Regions from separate parts of the Homo sapiens genome. Here all the other regions are linked to region 2. The links are chromatin loops, found by intact Hi-C in ENCODE. Cell type or tissue: IMR-90. All regions are shown on one strand. Links, peaks and the distances in the headings refer to the core of each region. The heading gives the core; the rest is flanking DNA. Region 1 overlaps EBPL (EBP like). Region 2 has its middle 4.8 kb from the start of DLEU1-AS1. Region 3 holds the start of LOC124900337 (a long non-coding RNA gene).

Region 1 (5,264 bases), core at 1,854-4,353, 860 kb after region 2:
TATCCCTTCAGAAATCTGTGTTTGTTTCAGTTTTTCCACATCCTCACCAGTATTCGATGTTGCCAGTATTTTTTTATGTTGCCACTATTTTTTATTTTAGCCTTTCTTTTCCTTTCCTTTCCTTTTCTTTCTTTTTGAGACACAGTTTCACTCTGTCGCCAAGGTTGGAGTGCAGTGGCACAATCACGGCTCACTGCAATCTCTGCCTCCCGGTTCAAGCGATTCTCCTGCCTCAGCCTCCTAAGTAGCCGGGACTCCAGGCACACACCACCACACCCGGCTAATTGTTTTGTATTATTAGTAGAGGTGGGGTTTCACCATGTTGGCCAGGCTGGTCTCAAACTCCTGACCTCGTGATTCGCCCGCCCAGGCCTCCCAAAGTGCTGGGATTACAGGCGTGAACCACCACACCCAACCTTATTTTAGCCATTCTGATAGTTTATACAGTCATACCTCACTGTGGCTTGAAGGTGTGTTTCCTTGGTGGCTAATGAGGTTGAACATCTTTCCATGTGCTTATTTGCCATCTTTATGTACTTTCCGGTGAGATGTCTATTCATTTCTTTTGCCCATCTTCTAACCAGATTATTATTATTGTTATTATTATTTTTAACTGTCTTGTTTTCTATTATCCCTTTTATTTCTTACTCTTTTAGGAAACGCTTATTAGCATGTTCTATGTGTTAGCCATTTGCAATACAGAGATAAAAGAGAAAGAATTGGCCCTCAGAGAACTGGCAGTTTTGGGAAGAGACAAGTGAGCAAGTTTCTGTGTAGGAGGGCACTGACCTCCCAGCAGGAGAATAGTAAAATCTTGCTTCCTGGAGGAGGTGACACCTGATCAGCATTTGAAGGCATGAATATTCGTTACACTTGATATGTATTATACTATCTTTACATTTAGGACATTAATACAGTAAGAGATAGGGCAGTCTAAAAGCCTCTTCAGGGCATCCTTCTTTATAAGTAATTTGTTGTATGAACTTAATTCAAGGTTAGCAAACACGGAACACAAATGTCATGTTTCTTGGGGATTCTAAGGTAGAGATGACAGTATTCCAGATCCCAATGATGTGTGATCCAATGGGAGCTGGGGGTCCATAGCGAGCAGATAGCTGCTGGTTACAGAAACAAACTTAGCCACATGGGAGATTTAGGAGAGTGAGATATTAATTCTCACTAGGAGGTCAAAGAAGGTTTCTTGAAGAAGGGGGTTAGGGCTGGGATTTGAAAAATGAGTAGAGCTTCAACAAGTAGATGTAAAAGGAAACGGATTTGTTATAGACTCATAGGTTCCTGCATGTTACTGATTTCCAGTTCCCCATCTTGCTCTTACCCAGAGTTGCTTCTGTGGAAAGGTCTGCAACCTGGTGTCAGACTCCACATCTTACTAATGGGTCCAGTGAAAGAGGTCGCCAGTGGAGGTTGCATTTCGTTTTAGGATGAGATTTACAATCTATAGGAAGGAAGTCCTTCATCTTACAGATAGATGGCCTGAGGCCTAGAGAGGGTCAAATCCAGTCCAGCCCCATTGCCCCACTGGCCAGCCCAGTGGATGTGCTTTGTGTAGAAAGTTCTCAGGCCAGAGCAAGGAAGTGGTATGGATTTCACCCTATGGCTCTGCTAAAAATAAAAAATTGGCTGGTAAAAATAAAGTGTTGCAAAGTAAGTGGACTGGGGAGTACTTATTTGTTAAAAACACAGCTATTTTTCTCATATGATTTTTTTAATGTCCTTTAAGGGATATGATTTTTGGAGCCTGGCACGGTGACTCACACCTGTAATCCCAGCACTTTGGGAGGCCGAGGTGGGGAAATCACTTGAGGCCAGGAGTTTAAGACCAGCCTGGCCCACATGGTGAAATCCCATCTCTACTAAAAATAACAAAAATTAGCTGAATGTGGTGTCACACGCCTGTGGTCCCAGCTACTTGAGAGTCTGAGGCACTGGAATCGCTTGAACCCGGGAGGCGTAGGTTGCAGTGAGCTGAGGTTGCACCACCACACTCCAGCCTATCTTCAGCTTCAGAGTGAGACTATCTCAGAAAAAGAAAACAAAGGATACTTCATTTGCAGCATTATCCTTAAATGACACAGGAGTCAGGATACGGGATCCCTAAGGAAAGAAATTGTGGCCCATTACAGTGAACGCTGTTTCCATAATCACAACATTGTAAATGCTGTTAATTGGCTTTTTCAGCTTTTAGAATCCAGTTACAGATAAAACAGGGAAAACAAATATGTTTAGAGAACAAGAAAGGACATGTAATCAGTCTCAACAATGCACAAGCAAACTGGACAGAAATTGAGAGTTGGGAACAGGGTGCGGGGAGCCTGGTAGAGGCTGTCATACTCTTTCGTGGTTTAGAAGCCCAGAGACTGCACAAAATTGATGAGTGAGTGAGCTGAGGTTTTCAGTTTTTTTACTTAAGTTACAAATTTGTGTAAGTAATAGAATAATATATCAGAAACTCGAAGGACTGGAAACGGGAGAGGAAGGAGTATCAATCAAACAATAGCTTTTCCTGCTAGTAGTCGAAGGAAATAGCAGTGTAAGTATATTATGAAATCACCGCGGGAACTGCAAAGAGATGTGATTGAGAGTGGTGACCTCTGGGGTGGCAGGACCCAGTTTTAATGTCATACAAATGATTGTTTAAAAGGAATGAGAAAAAAGTTTTATTGACCAGCAGCAAAATTTGTTCAAAGGAGCAACATGACAATTACATATCCCAGTGGCTTCTAGCTGTTTAGTTTTAGAAATCTTAGGCAAAGAAGCACTTCAGTGATGGGAAAATACTAACTGTAATTGCAGATATTTTATTACCTGAATGTTAAATGTAGCCTGTAACTGTTTTAAATCTTCCTAAACTTGCCCTTATATAGGAGAAGGGGGGAGGATTGCTCAATGCTGGTATAAACTTGATTGCCTTTCTCTTTAAGATCTTAGATTTTTTTGAGTTAAAAAAAAGTGAACTTCTGTGGGGTTCTCCGCAAAGACTTAAGATCCCTGGAATAATCTAGAGCTTACTCTATTTAATACAGTAGTTAAACTCTTATGCAAAAATTTCACTTTTTCCACATAAGAACACATCTCTGCTTTTACAGTGCCAATCATTGAAAAACAACATTAATTGTACATTAGGGTGAGACATACCCATTTCCAAGGTCCAGGTAACCAGGTCCCAAGATTGTATCCCACAAGGTTGTATGGATGTTTCCAGGCTGTGGCCAGGATGTGAGCCATGGAGAAGGGTGGGGGATGGAGCCAGGCAATGCCATGTGTCTACAGTGCCATCCTGTGGTTGTGATGCTGTATTAGAGCATGTCTTCATTTTCTCCTCTCTAGGAAGGCCCTTTTGTCTACTTGTCTTTAGTAGGAAACGTTGCAAATTCCGATGGCTTGATTGCTTCTTTATGTAAGTAATTAAAAACGTTTGCGTTTGAAATGTTGGAGGAGGTTTATTGCAAGTGTGACTGTCAAACGCCTCTATTATATACTGTATGACTTCATTTATATGAAATGTCCAGAATAGGTGAGTCTGTAGAGATACTGTAGATTACTGGTTGCGTGGGAATGAGGGTAGGGGTGGGGGTGTTGGGGGGAAATGAGGAGTGACTGCTAATGGGCACGGATTTCTTTTTGGGGTAATGAAATGTTCTAAAATTAGATTGTGGTGATTCAAACCTGTGATTCTACTAAAACCAATTATTTAAATAGGTAGATTGTGTGGCATGTGAATTACATCTTAATAAAGCTATTATATTAAACAATATTTGAGCCTGGGCAACATAGCAAGACCCTATCTTTAAAAAAAGTTTTTTAAATGAGCCAGGTGTGGTGGTGCACACCTGTAGTCCCAGCTACTCAGGAGGCTGAGGCGGGAGAATCTTTTGAGCCCAGGAGTTCAAGGCTGCATTGAGTCACAGTTGCACCACTGCACTCCAGCCCGGGCGACAGAGCAAGAGTCCATCTCTAAAAAACAATACATAAAATAAAAAATGTTGGTAGTGAATGGCCGGGCATGGTGGCTCACGCCTGTAATCCCAGCACTTTGGGAGGCTGAGGCAGGTAGATCACCAGGTCAGGAGATGGAGACTATCCTGGCTAACACGGTGAAATCCTGTCTGTGCTAAAAATATAAAAAATTGGCTGGGCGTGGTGGCGGGCCCCTGTAGTCCCAGGTACTTGGGAGGCTGAGGCAAGAGAATGGCGTGAACCCAGGAGGTGGAGCTTGCAGTGAGCCGAGATCACGCCACTGCACTCCAGTCTGGGTGACAGAGCAAGACTCCCTCTCAAAAAAAAAAAAAAAATGTTGGTAGTGAGTGCAGATGGAAGAGCTTGTGGGGTTTAAACTGGGTGGTTTTCCCATACTTTTAATATCAACTTTCTTTTTATTGTACATATATATTTGTGGTCTTGTAGATCCTTTCCAAAAGTCTTCATGCTCATTGTCAGTCAATATTCAATTAGCATTGATATTCTACCATGTACTGTGTCAATACCAACAGGTATTTTTTTTTACCACTTTATAAAACTGCCTTTCTCAGGATAACTGCTTTCAGGTTTTGCTTCTGAAACTTTGCATCATTTATCTCATTTCTTTTTTTTCTTTTTTTTTTCAGGCGAGTCTCGCTCTGTCCCCCAGGCTGGAGCACAGTGGCACCATCTCGGCTCACTGCAAGCTCCGCCTCCCAGGTTCACGCCATTCTCCTGCCTCAGCCTCCCGAGTAGCTGGGACTACAGGCGCCCGCCACCACGCCTAGCTAATTTTTTTGTATTTTTAGTAGAGACGGGGTTTCACCATGTTAGCCAGGATGGTCTCGATCTCCTGACCTCGTGATCTGCCCACCTCGGCCTCCCAAAGTGCTGGGGTTATAGGCATGAGCCACCGCGCCTGGCCCATATATCTCATTTCTTTGTGACTCTAAAATCATCTCCAGCTAGGATCTGTGTGGGGGACTCCTGTTTACCACTAGTGTTAGGAAACATCTAGAGAATTGAGTAGGCTCATTAGTACTTCCCAAAGGAAAAGGTGTCATCTTTGATGCCTCAAGTCCTAGCCAAGGAGTTTGAGCCCCCTTGACCAGAGTAGAGCCACTTCAGATCCAGGGCTCAGCTGAATGCAGCTATGCACTTTTGATTGGCTGCATTAAACTCTGCCTGGGGATTGCTGGTGAAGCCCAGAGGCTGACGGACCCCAGCCTGAGTCATGGCTCCTCCCTGCTGAGTGTCCTCTTCTCCCCTTTGCCAGATGCCATGCT
Region 2 (5,489 bases), core at 1,564-4,063:
ATTCAACACTGTATTGGAGTCTCTAGCCAGAGCAATTAGTGAAGAAAAATAAATAAAGGCAGCCAAATTGAAAAGGAAGAAGTAAATCTATCTCTTTGCCAATGACATTATATAGAAAATTTTAAGGAATTCACGAAAGTCTAATAAGCCAGTTTAGCAAGGTTAAAGGATACAGGAGAAATACAGAATACTCAATTGTATTTTCATACACCAGCAATGAACAACCAGTAAATAAAATTAAAATAATTTCATTTATAACAGCTTTAAGAATAAAATAATTAGGAATAAATTTAACAAAATAATTCCAAGACTAGCATACTAAAAACTATAAAATGTTATTGAAAGAAACTAAAGAAGACTTAAATAACTGGAAATACATCTTGGGTTCACGGATTGGAACACTTAATATTGTTAAGATAACAAACTCCTTGAATTCGTCTAGAGTTTTTGCACTGTCTCCATCAAAATTCCAGCTGCCTTTTTTGTATAAATGTATAAGCTAATACTGAACCTCATGTGGAAATGCAAGGGGTCCAGAATAACAAAAATAATCTGAAAAAAAAAACCCAAAGTTAAAGAACTAACACTTACTGATTTTGATATCTACAGCACAAAGCTACAGCAATAAAGATTGTACAGTAGTGGCATAGGATAGTCATATTTATCAATGGAATAGGATTGAGAGTCTGAAAATAAACTCATACATTTATGGTCAACTGATTTTTGACAAGAATGTCCGAACAGTTCAAAGGAGGAAACAATAGTCTTTTAAACAAATGGTGCTGCAAAAATGGGAGATACACATATACACATATAAAAGAATGAAATTGGATTCCTATCTCTTACCCTATACAAAAACTAACACAGAATGTATCAAAGACCTAAATGTGAAAGCTAAAAGCATAAAACTCTTAGAAGAAATCACAGCTGTAAAATTTGTGACCTCAGATTTAGGCAATGGTTTGTTAGATACGACACCAAAAGACAAGCAAAAAAAGAAAAAAATAGATAAACTGGACTTTATCAAAATAAAAAACTTGTACTTCAAAAGATAATATAAAGAAGTGAAAAGCCAACCCACAGAATGGGAGAAAATATTTACAAATCATGTACTGTTAAAGGTCTAGGATCCAGAATATATTTAAAAACTATTACAACTCAACAATAAAAACATAAATTATCCAATTAAAACATAGGCACAGGATTTGAGTAGACATTTCTCTAAAGAAGATATACAAATATCTTGTATACACATGAAAAGATGCTTGATATTATTAGTCATTAGAGAATGCAAATCAAAACCATAATGAGATAACACTTCATATCTACTAGGATAGCTACAATAAAAGGCAACAATTAAGTATTAGTTTAAATAAGGAAAGACCAGAACTGTCATACAATGCTGGTGAAATATTAAAATGATAGTTACTTTGGAAAACAGTTGGGCAGTTTCTAAACATAAAGTTACAATCTAATTCAGCAATTTTATCCCTAAGTATCTACCCAGGAGAATTAAAAACATATAACAAAAACTTACAAGTAAATATTCCTAACAGCGTTAATTATTATAGCCTAAAAGTGAAAACAACCCAAAGATTTATTAATTGATGAACAGATAAACAAAATATAGTATATTAAAACCATGTAATATTATTCAATCATAAAAGAAATGAAGTTCTGGTATATGCCATGACGTGGATAAATCTTGAAAACATGTCTAAAGTAGGCAAATCCATTGTAGAGGCAGAAGTAAACTTCCTTTCTGCCCTTTCTGAAGGTTCACTGAAATAAAGTGACAATAGACAGATTAACATGAGAAAAAGTTTACACATTAATTAATATGCATAATCATGGGAGCCATACAAAACATGAGACTCAAAAAAGGGCCATATGGTTAAGGTTTAAATGTCCTCCTCATAGGGGAGAGAAAACTTGGGAGCTGTAACAAATTTTAGAAGGGTAGTAAGTGATTTTCAGAGGAAATGAATGCACCCAGGAGGCAAATATTATTTTGTAAATAATTATCTTAGGAAACTGAATGGGACTGGCAAGTTAAGGGAAGGAGAGGGGTGGAACTGCCTTGTGAACAAAGGTTGTCTTAGTATGTAGAAAAAGTCTCCTAGGTAATCTCTCCAACCTGCCCTCAAAAGAATAGATGAAAAGTCTAACTGCATGTAGTGATGACTTTTATAGTCTTTTCTTCTCTCAGGTGGGTAATCTTTCTGGATTATTTCATGAGATTCCTGGAGAGTGAGTCTTCAGACAATTGCATGTCTTTTGAGAAGTTTCCTTAGTTAGATAAGGAAATTCCAGACAGAGTCCCTCCTTGCTCTTGGAGTCAGGGGAGAAGAAACAAAAGAGGGTTAAAATGTTTTGGGTTCTGAGACAGCTTCTAAGGTACTCCATCTTCATTTAATTCAAAGTGTTCAGTATGCCAAAGCACCATTGTGTGGGGTATCATTTTCTTAGACCCAACACCATAAATACTAAGAGTAGTTTAGTGGTTACCAGGGATGGCGGAAAGAAGTAATCAAGGGTTACTGATAATGAGCATAGGTTTTCTTTTGGGGGTGACAGAAATATTCTGGTATTAGATCATGGTGACATTTGCACAACTCTGTGAATATACTTAAAAGCCACTGAATTGTACCCTTTAAACGGACGACTAGTGTATGTCAGTTATATCTCAATTAAAAACAAAGTCTAGAACTTGACATATCATTCCAAATACTCAAATTAGACGAGTCTGCTTCTAAGGTAAATAAGTGGAAAGTGGTCACAAGATAAGAACAGAGGCTATTAGGAGATGAGGAAAATCAGGAATGAGAAGTAGGAAGCCAACTCTTCATAATTTTTTAGGTGAGCAGCAGAGGGAGCCCTTGATAGCAAAGAAAATTACAAAACTAATGTTTATACTTCTGATCATAAAGTTAATACAGCCTTTTTACAGAAAATTTGAAAAAGTGCCACATAAAGGTAATAAAAACCCACTAATCATTCCACCATCCTAAGAACCACTATTAACATTTCATCGACACAAATCCTTCCAGTCTTTTTTCTGTATGTGTACATATATGCATGTACGTACATATATAGCCAAGCCCACCCACAGCTCTCCTGTACATGCAACTTTGCCGTTACATTTTTCACTTCATGTTACCTTTTATATTTTTTCTAAAGCCTTAAATATTCCTGAGAATGTGGTTTGCCATGCCTACAGATGAGCTGTCAGTAATTAAACCTATTTTTAGAATTTTTCAGTCACAAGTAACCCTGCAATAAACATCCTTATACCTAAATCCTTGTATTTCCTAAAAATATATCCGAAGTAAGGATAGATTCCTTAAGAAGGAATTATTAGGTCAAATATTGTTTACAGCTTTAAGTCTTTGAATACATACATATTGCCAACATTTCTAACCAGAAAATTTAAAAGATTGTTATACTTCCACCAGCAGTGGATGAGATTTTCCTTTATCTTGAACTTTTACCCAACTATGTAATTATCAAAGTTTTTTGAAATTTAAAATATTTGCTAATTTAATGGACAGAAATTTGTGTCTTTTAAAATTATTTTTAAATAAATAGTGAGCCTGAAATTTTTTCATGATTTATTGTCTAATTTTTTTCTGCTCGTACAAATTCCTTTTTTGTGAATATTGAAAATTTTTCTGCTTAGGATATTTATCTTCTAATCATTGACTTCGGAAGCTCTTCACATATTAACCATGTTAACCTTTGTCTTCTATTTTGCCCTTTTTTCAAGTTATTCTTTGCCTTATGTTTCTTTATCATGAGTTTTGATGTATATGTTTATAATTTTTATGTAAAAACATTCTGTTTTCTCTTTTATAGATTCTTCCTCTACCTTTTTGTTTAAAAAGTGCTTCCATACATTGAGAGTTGATAGATACTTATCATAATTTCTTTTACTCATTTGTGTTTTCATATTTTAAAATTTATTTAATTCATCCAGAATTTATTTAGGGATATGATTTGGGTCTCCTCCTTCCCTTAAAAACTGAATTAATTTCCCCAGCACTATTCACTGGCATAATCTTTCATTTCCTTCCCTAATTTGAAGTGTCTTCATCAAATACTAAATTCTTATATGTATTTGAGTGTGTTTGGGGACTCTATTCTCTTCTCTCTGTCTAGTTGTATACCAATATCATGTTATTAAAGCTTTATAACAGGTTTTTAACACCTGAAGTACAGTTTACCTTATTTGTTTATAAATCTTTCTTGGTTATTTTTATCCACAAATTATTCTAGATAAACCTTACAGTCACATTTTCATTCAAAAATATTCCAATTGGGATTTTGATTAGAATCATATTGGACCTAACCATCAATTTGAGGAACAGTGACATCATCCAATAATATAAAATATGTCTCAATTTATTCAAGCCTGATTTCATATTAACTAAAGTTTTACAACTAAATTGATAGAAGCCCTATATAAACAAACAAGTTTGTTTCCAGGTTTTATTGTTCTTATTCTTGCTTGTTTTGCTTTGTTTTTCCCCTGTTGTAAAAGAGCTCTTTTCCCTCTTTACGATTATTATCTGATTATGGATATTTTTTATATTTTGTAACCAGGTATCATAATGAAGCATTAGTTGTAATAGTTGATTTCTTAGGTTTTCCTAAATAGGTTATCCTTAAGAATTTAGAAATTCTCTACATAGTCATGACTTTGGGGTCTCAAAACCAATTCAACTTTTGGAATTACAGCTTTTATGCTTCATAAGCATAACTTCTTTTTCTAAATAAAATTGAAAATTAAGTGTGTAAAGTGACCAACTAAAAAGAACAAACAACTCTAAAACATACAGATTCCACTCCTCCACTTGGCTCTTAAAGGGTTAATTAATATTTACCATGAAGAATTTTTTTAATCTAATAAAAAAAATCAATCCAAAATATTCTTAAAGAGGCATTAATGACTCAAAATGTTATTTGGTTTTATATGGCCTCCCAAACTACAGTGTTTTTAAAAATCAGGTTTATCGAGTTATAATTTACATACAGTAGAATTCACCCTTTTCAGGCACACAGTTCTACAAATTTTTACAAGCATATACAGTCGAGTAATCACCACCTCAATCAAGACAGAATATTTCCGACACCCTGAGAAATTATCTGTGCCCCTTTGAAGTCAATCTCCTTCCTCTCACCCTCAGCCCCTGGCAATCTCTGATTTATTTCTGTCACTGGATATTCTGCATAGCTTCCAATCTATGTTTTTCAAGCTTCCAATCGGAGTCAAAGCTGGCCAGTAGCAACTAGCACAGAGTCCTCTGCTGCTCTTTTGAAACCACCTTTTCTTTGCTGACAACCAACAGATCAGTCTCCATAGTCAGCAAAGCTGAACTCCAGCTTTAGACACAGGCCAATTCCTCCCGTAAAACTTGGCCTGGCGTCAACTGGGCGGACATGCCCGGACAAGCCTGCTGGGGTAGCCGCGCCCGCAGGAGGGGAGGTCC
Region 3 (5,489 bases), core at 1,629-4,128, 310 kb after region 2:
ACTGTTTTATTCACTACTGTATTCTTAGCCATCCACATGGTACCTCAGATATAGTAGGTGCTCAATAAATATTTGTTGAATGAATACACTACATCCTCCTCAAACCAAAAGAATGACCCAGCATCACAAGCATCGACTTGAACCAAGAGTAAATTGCATAGAGGAGCATTTCAGGAGAAAATTCTTCATGCAACCGCCAGGCTTTGCACAAAGAATGCCAAGTCCCATTGTGTCTGCCTGAGAAGAACTGGGAGAAATCCTTTTGACCTATTTCTTCCAAGCTGCCCCTGAGCCCCCCCTTCTCCCAGGCCACCCTTATTAGGTCACTGCTGAAACTGGGTCAGTGTTTAAACACTGCAGTCAGCTTATAATGCTTTAATCATTAAAGTTTACTCTATTATCTGCACATTAAAGAAAGAAACTACTACCTCAAATCACAGCACCCAGAATCACCTTTAGGCTTTTCTACAAAACCATGCTAAGACACAGATTTAGAGTTGCCTCTTTTTTACTACAAATCAGCTCTTCCAGAACTGGACTGAAGCACACGAGGCCTCATCGCTCCACTCCTAACCCTTCTTCACAGGGCTGCCTAGCTCTTGTCTTCTGCCATTCTCCCAGGCTCCTTTCTAAATTAAAATTTTGGATTACCCAGACTCTAATTCTTATTTAAAATAAAACCTAAATTACTACCTTATGTTTGGGGCAAGTCAACACCCCGTCTGGCATCTCTCATTTCTGTGTGAGATTTGAACAAACCCACCCGGCACAAGTGGAAAATTGGTCTTGCATCACATACTCTGTTGGGATCACCACATTTGGAATTCTAGGTTTATTCTCCCACAGAGTCAAATTTAGCCCAACCCTAGAGAACGGCTCTGTGCACTCTGACATTCAAAATAATATTTGCTAAAAAGCGTGGGGGTTTGCAGGCAACTTGAGCTGCAGCAAGAGGCATGTTATTACTGACTCAACTCCTACATGGGTTCCATCTTAGTCATCAGACACATGGTCACGTCCTCAGCTTAATTTCACAACCTACCCCCTTTTTTTTCAATCCAACCACAGAGGACACAGGTAGGTTTTGCATAGTTGTTGTTTTGTTTTATGAAAGCCAAAGCATAAGTAAGCCATTATGATTATAGTATTTTATTTTAAGGAAATCTCACCCAAGGTGAGACAAAACTTATGTACAGCTATGCCTTGGATAAATGGGAGTAATGATGATTGCTCCACAGTGACCAGGTCTGAATAAGGAAGTAGCAATCTTAAATATTCTCTATGGTTTAAAACCAAATTTCCTACCTGAACTTGATTTCCCATCGGATTGGTCTCTCCTGCCAGTTTTTACCATTCACCAGCCACCAGGCAGACATCACTGATAAGGATAATTTTTCTTTGGCTGTAAAGATTGAGCCTCATTCAGGTTACCTCAAGGAAAAAGTCGATTTATTTTAAAGATAAATGGCCTAGGTCTGGCTCAGAAACTATCAGGATCCCAGGCAGTTACTTACTTCTTTTCTTTCTTTAATCACATCTCTCTCTACATGTGAGTTTCATTTTTTTCCCTTTACCAACTGATACCTTGCACATGACCAAAATGGCTGCCTTAGCTATCAGTCTACCTATGACCTTTTTGGTTGGCTGGCATAGGCTTCAGTTTCCCATCTTCTGATTCTGAAGGACTCATAATATCTGTGTAGGCCAGTGCACACAGAACCTGGTAACTGGTCAGTCTGAGCTGTAGACATTTCTGGATGTGAAGTCAAGGGACCACCCAAGTCTAATAGCTGGGGAAGGTATGGAACAGGGGTAGGCTGAAGGAACAGACAGGGTGAAATTGTGTTGTATATAACACGATTATTAAAGACAACAGGGACTGAGGGTGAGCAAGCAATACTGGGCATCTCTAGTACAAATGTATAAAAATGTTTGTTCTCATTGAGGGCACACTTGATGACAGCCATCATTTAAAATTAAGATTTCATATATTTAATACTACTATTTTTTTAACCCTCCCTTCTTCTTAAGAGTAAAATTGAACAAGCTGGGCAAAAATTTTAAGTAGTAAGTCTAATAATGCTTTGAAAGGCTGAAAGTCTTTCATCAATGCAGGATAATGTATGAACTCCTGACTTTTTCAGAAAGCTATTTGTCAGTGAACATCATTATGTCCCCTCCAAATTATCCCAACATTACAAAGAACCTAAAACGTGTAAGATGTACACAGTTTGAAATAAAATCAATAAAAAATGGTTAATGTTTCTCACCACCTTTGTTTTACAGACTGCACCTACCTCCTGCAGCTCATAAATGCTCAGAAAATAAGAACGTCCACTGGCAATTCTATCAGTTTGTGCATGCCAATTCTTGACACTCTCCCCAGTTTTCTTTCTGATATTAAGAATAATGTTTACAATGTGATAACAGCACATTCCCAGTGTGAATGTGGCTAACAACCATAAAAGCAAACACCTAGGGCCATCTCTGTTGAATACACTTTACAGGATTGGTCCCCATGGGATAAAGTAGCCCAGTGCTCAGTGAGGGAACTGTAGTATAAGTATCCATTGACCTGCAGCTGAACTTACCACTTGCTGTTTTTCTCTTATAATCTAAATCTGGAAATGTGCTGTCTGGTCAGCAGTGCACTACCAAGTCATTCAGCAAAATGCTCCAGATGCCATAAAAGCGTGCCTGGATGTTAGAAAATGAACTTGTAAAATATAGTCTCAGGATTGTGCAAAGGCTGTATTTCAGACAGCCAAAATGCTTCTGCCAAGACACCTTTGTCACGCAGCCAGGCAGCAGCTGTGTGTATTGTAGACGCTGTGGCTGTGAGTCTGTCTGTGGAGTCGCAGCCGGCCCTGCCTCTGACCTGCGTTGTCACTGAGCACCCTCACTAGGACAACATTCTGAATCCATCTCACTGGTCACTGGCAGCTGAGCTAGGGCCAGTTTCTCCGAAACTCCGAAAGTTTCAAATCGACGTTCTCTGTGGTTTAATTTCGCAAGACACATCACCACTCTCCAACCATCGGCAAAGGGAAAACACCCAAATCTTATATGACACATCTTACACGATTTGAAAAAGAGAAAGGCAACTTTTTGAAAGACACTGTAGGCACTATTTTGAAGGAATAATCGTGTTTTTAAAAATACCATGTATTCACTTGTTAAAGCTGATCTTTTTTTTTTTTTCCAGACCTGGGTCTTGGTTTTAATTTAATCTTAGGTTGATTAGTTGGTTGTTTTAGTTGGTGGTTTTGTCTTTTGTTTTTTAACAAATACTTTAGGTTTTTTTTTTAGTACAGCTACCTCTGTATTTATCAGCATCTATAAATTATATTCTTTATCCTCCATAAACTTTTTTGTTAATTCCACCTCTTAATTTTGTTCTCAACTCAACTTCTGTCCCCCACCACCACCCCATCACTTTTTGCCTTTGGTATTTGTTAGCCTTTTAACTGGTTAAAAGGCTATTCAGTTAGCCTTGTAACTGGTCTCCCACTCCACCACTGCTCCCAAAATCCATTCCATATGTTGCATTTAGAGTATCATTTGTTTATTTTGAGATGGGGTCTTATTTTGTCACCCAGGAGTACAGTCATACTCACTGTATGTAGGAGCATGGTCACAGCTCACTGCAGCCTTCAACTCCTGGTCACAAAGGATCTTCCCAGCATCCCGAGTGGCTGGGACTACAGGTGCACACCACAGGGTCTCTCTGTTATGCTCAAGCTGGTCTCAAACTCCAGGGCTCAAACAATCCTCCTGCCTCAGCCTCCTAAAGTGCTGGGATTACAGGTGTGAGCCACCGCACCTGGCCCAGAGTATTGTTTTTAATACATATCTAGCCCAGACACCGCCATGCTTAAAAGTTTTCAATGCCTTCCTAGCTCCCTTTCTACTTCTCAGAGTAATCTCACATCTTCCCTCTCCAACTGCCCATGCAGCACCTGCCTCCACACCTCAGGCCTCAGTGGTCTTTTGTCAGTTCCTCCCAACTCCTTGTCCCCTTCAGACATGGGAACATCCCAATGCCATTCCCCCTGCTGGAAAAGCCCATCCCTCCTCTTCACCAAAGGTTCTCCTACAGGTCCTTCCTCTTGGCTTCACTGCCCTGCCTCAGAAACCTTCCCCAATTGCCAACTCAGGTGAGATCCTGTTATATGCTCTCAAAACATCCTGTTCTTCATCATACTCACTATAATAATGGTAATACATCATGCATGCAATTCACTGTTGAATGTGTGGTTTTGTGCCTGGCTTCACCCTAGTCTCTCCCAGATGCCTGACATGACAGGCACTCAGTAAATACCTGCCACTTGTGGAGTACATCACCTTTACATGATATGATAAAAGTTTAAAAGGACAACTCACTATGTTTCACACATGTTGGTTTGGAAGGGTCTGAGAAAGAGACTCTTTTTTTTCTAATTTTAATTTTAGGTTTAGGGGTACATGTGAAGGTTTGTGACATAGATAAACATGTGTCATGAGGGTTTGGTGTACATATTATTACATCACCACTGATGAGAACGCTCTTTCCTCAGTGCTTCCTGTCACCCTGGACATAAATTACCCAAGTCTGGCTGAGAAGCTGACCGGTGGAACTTACAGTACAAAACTCAACTAGCCAAACTATGCAAGAAATCACAGGTTTCTAAAGTTAGAAGGAGCTTCAAGATTGTATTTATCTCGAGGAGTTCATGTCGAATAATACAATAGGCTCTTAGTTATATTTTTCCTCTGTCATTTATTTTTTTTAAACGGGGATAACTCTGTTGCCCAGGCTGGAGTGTAGTGGTGTGATCTCAATTCACTGCAACCTTCACCTCCCACCTCAAGCCATTCTGCTGCCTCAGCCTCCCAAGTAGCTGGGATTACAGGAACCTGCTACTTTGCCTGGCTAATTTTTTTGTATTTTTAGTAGAGATGGTGTTTCACCACATTGGTCAGGCTGATCTCAAACTCCTGACCTCAAGTGGTCCTCCGCCTCGTCCTCCCAAAGTGCTGGGATTACAGGTGCAAACCACCGCGCCTGGCCAGCCTTTTTTCTAAGCAATCTTTTTATTTTAGAACACTTAGATGATTGTGATGGTAGTACACAGTTCTCTTACATGAGCTTCCCCTTAGTATGGTTTATTTGTCACCATTAATGAGCCAATATTGATGCATTATTATCAACGAAAGTAGAGACTTTACCCAAAATTCCTCAGTTATCACTAATGTCCTTTTTCTAACCCGGGATCCCATCCAGGATACCACATTTCATTTTTTTGTCATTTCCTTTGGCTGTTCTTGGTTGTGACAGGTTCTCAGGTTTTCTTTGGTTTTGATGACCTTAACAGTTTTGAGTATTAATGATCAGGTATTTTGTATACTGTCTCTCAATTGGTTGTTTAAAAATTGAGATATAACTCACATGTCATAAAACTGACCCTTTAAAGTATACAATGCAGTAGTTTTTAATACATTTATATAGT

Evidence for each region. Hi-C counts contacts between places; a loop is a spot of excess contacts. Peaks named below come from ENCODE experiments on the same cell type or tissue, not always from the same donor. Only the 100,000 strongest peaks of a DNase experiment are listed, where the experiment ranks them.
Region 1: it touches region 2 in a loop (11-fold over the local background); 6 of 110 quality-filtered maps call a loop at or near these places.
Region 3: a loop joins it to region 2, with 2.2 times the contacts of the local background. A loop is called at or near these places in 3 of 110 quality-filtered maps.

What each region holds. Positions count from the first base shown.
Region 1 is chr13:49,667,931-49,673,194 of GRCh38, reverse strand. EBPL (EBP like) reads left to right here. Exons shown (of 4, transcript NM_032565.5): 2 at 3,349-3,418. Among named protein-coding and RNA genes, the nearest start is that of EBPL, 21 kb to the left of the region's middle. In IMR-90, for the core only: a CTCF peak has its summit at 3,280 (motif pointing left); a DNase peak (open chromatin) is centred at 3,274.
Region 2 is chr13:50,529,486-50,534,974 of GRCh38, reverse strand. No RefSeq gene overlaps it. Among named protein-coding and RNA genes, the nearest start is that of DLEU1-AS1, 4.8 kb to the right of the region's middle. RefSeq lists enhancers at 4,626-5,314, 5,315-5,489, 4,944-5,489. In IMR-90, for the core only: a CTCF peak has its summit at 2,873 (motif pointing right); a DNase peak (open chromatin) is centred at 2,854; H3K27ac peaks cover 133 bases.
Region 3 is chr13:50,220,194-50,225,682 of GRCh38, reverse strand. All of the region lies in intron 2 of DLEU1 (deleted in lymphocytic leukemia 1), which reads right to left. It overlaps LOC124900337 (a long non-coding RNA gene), which reads right to left and starts at 2,845. Exons shown (of 2, transcript XR_007063796.1): 1 at 1,306-2,845. In IMR-90, for the core only: no CTCF peak of the experiment used is centred there; a DNase peak (open chromatin) is centred at 2,982; H3K4me3 peaks cover 271 bases; H3K27ac peaks cover 292 bases; H3K27me3 peaks cover 538 bases.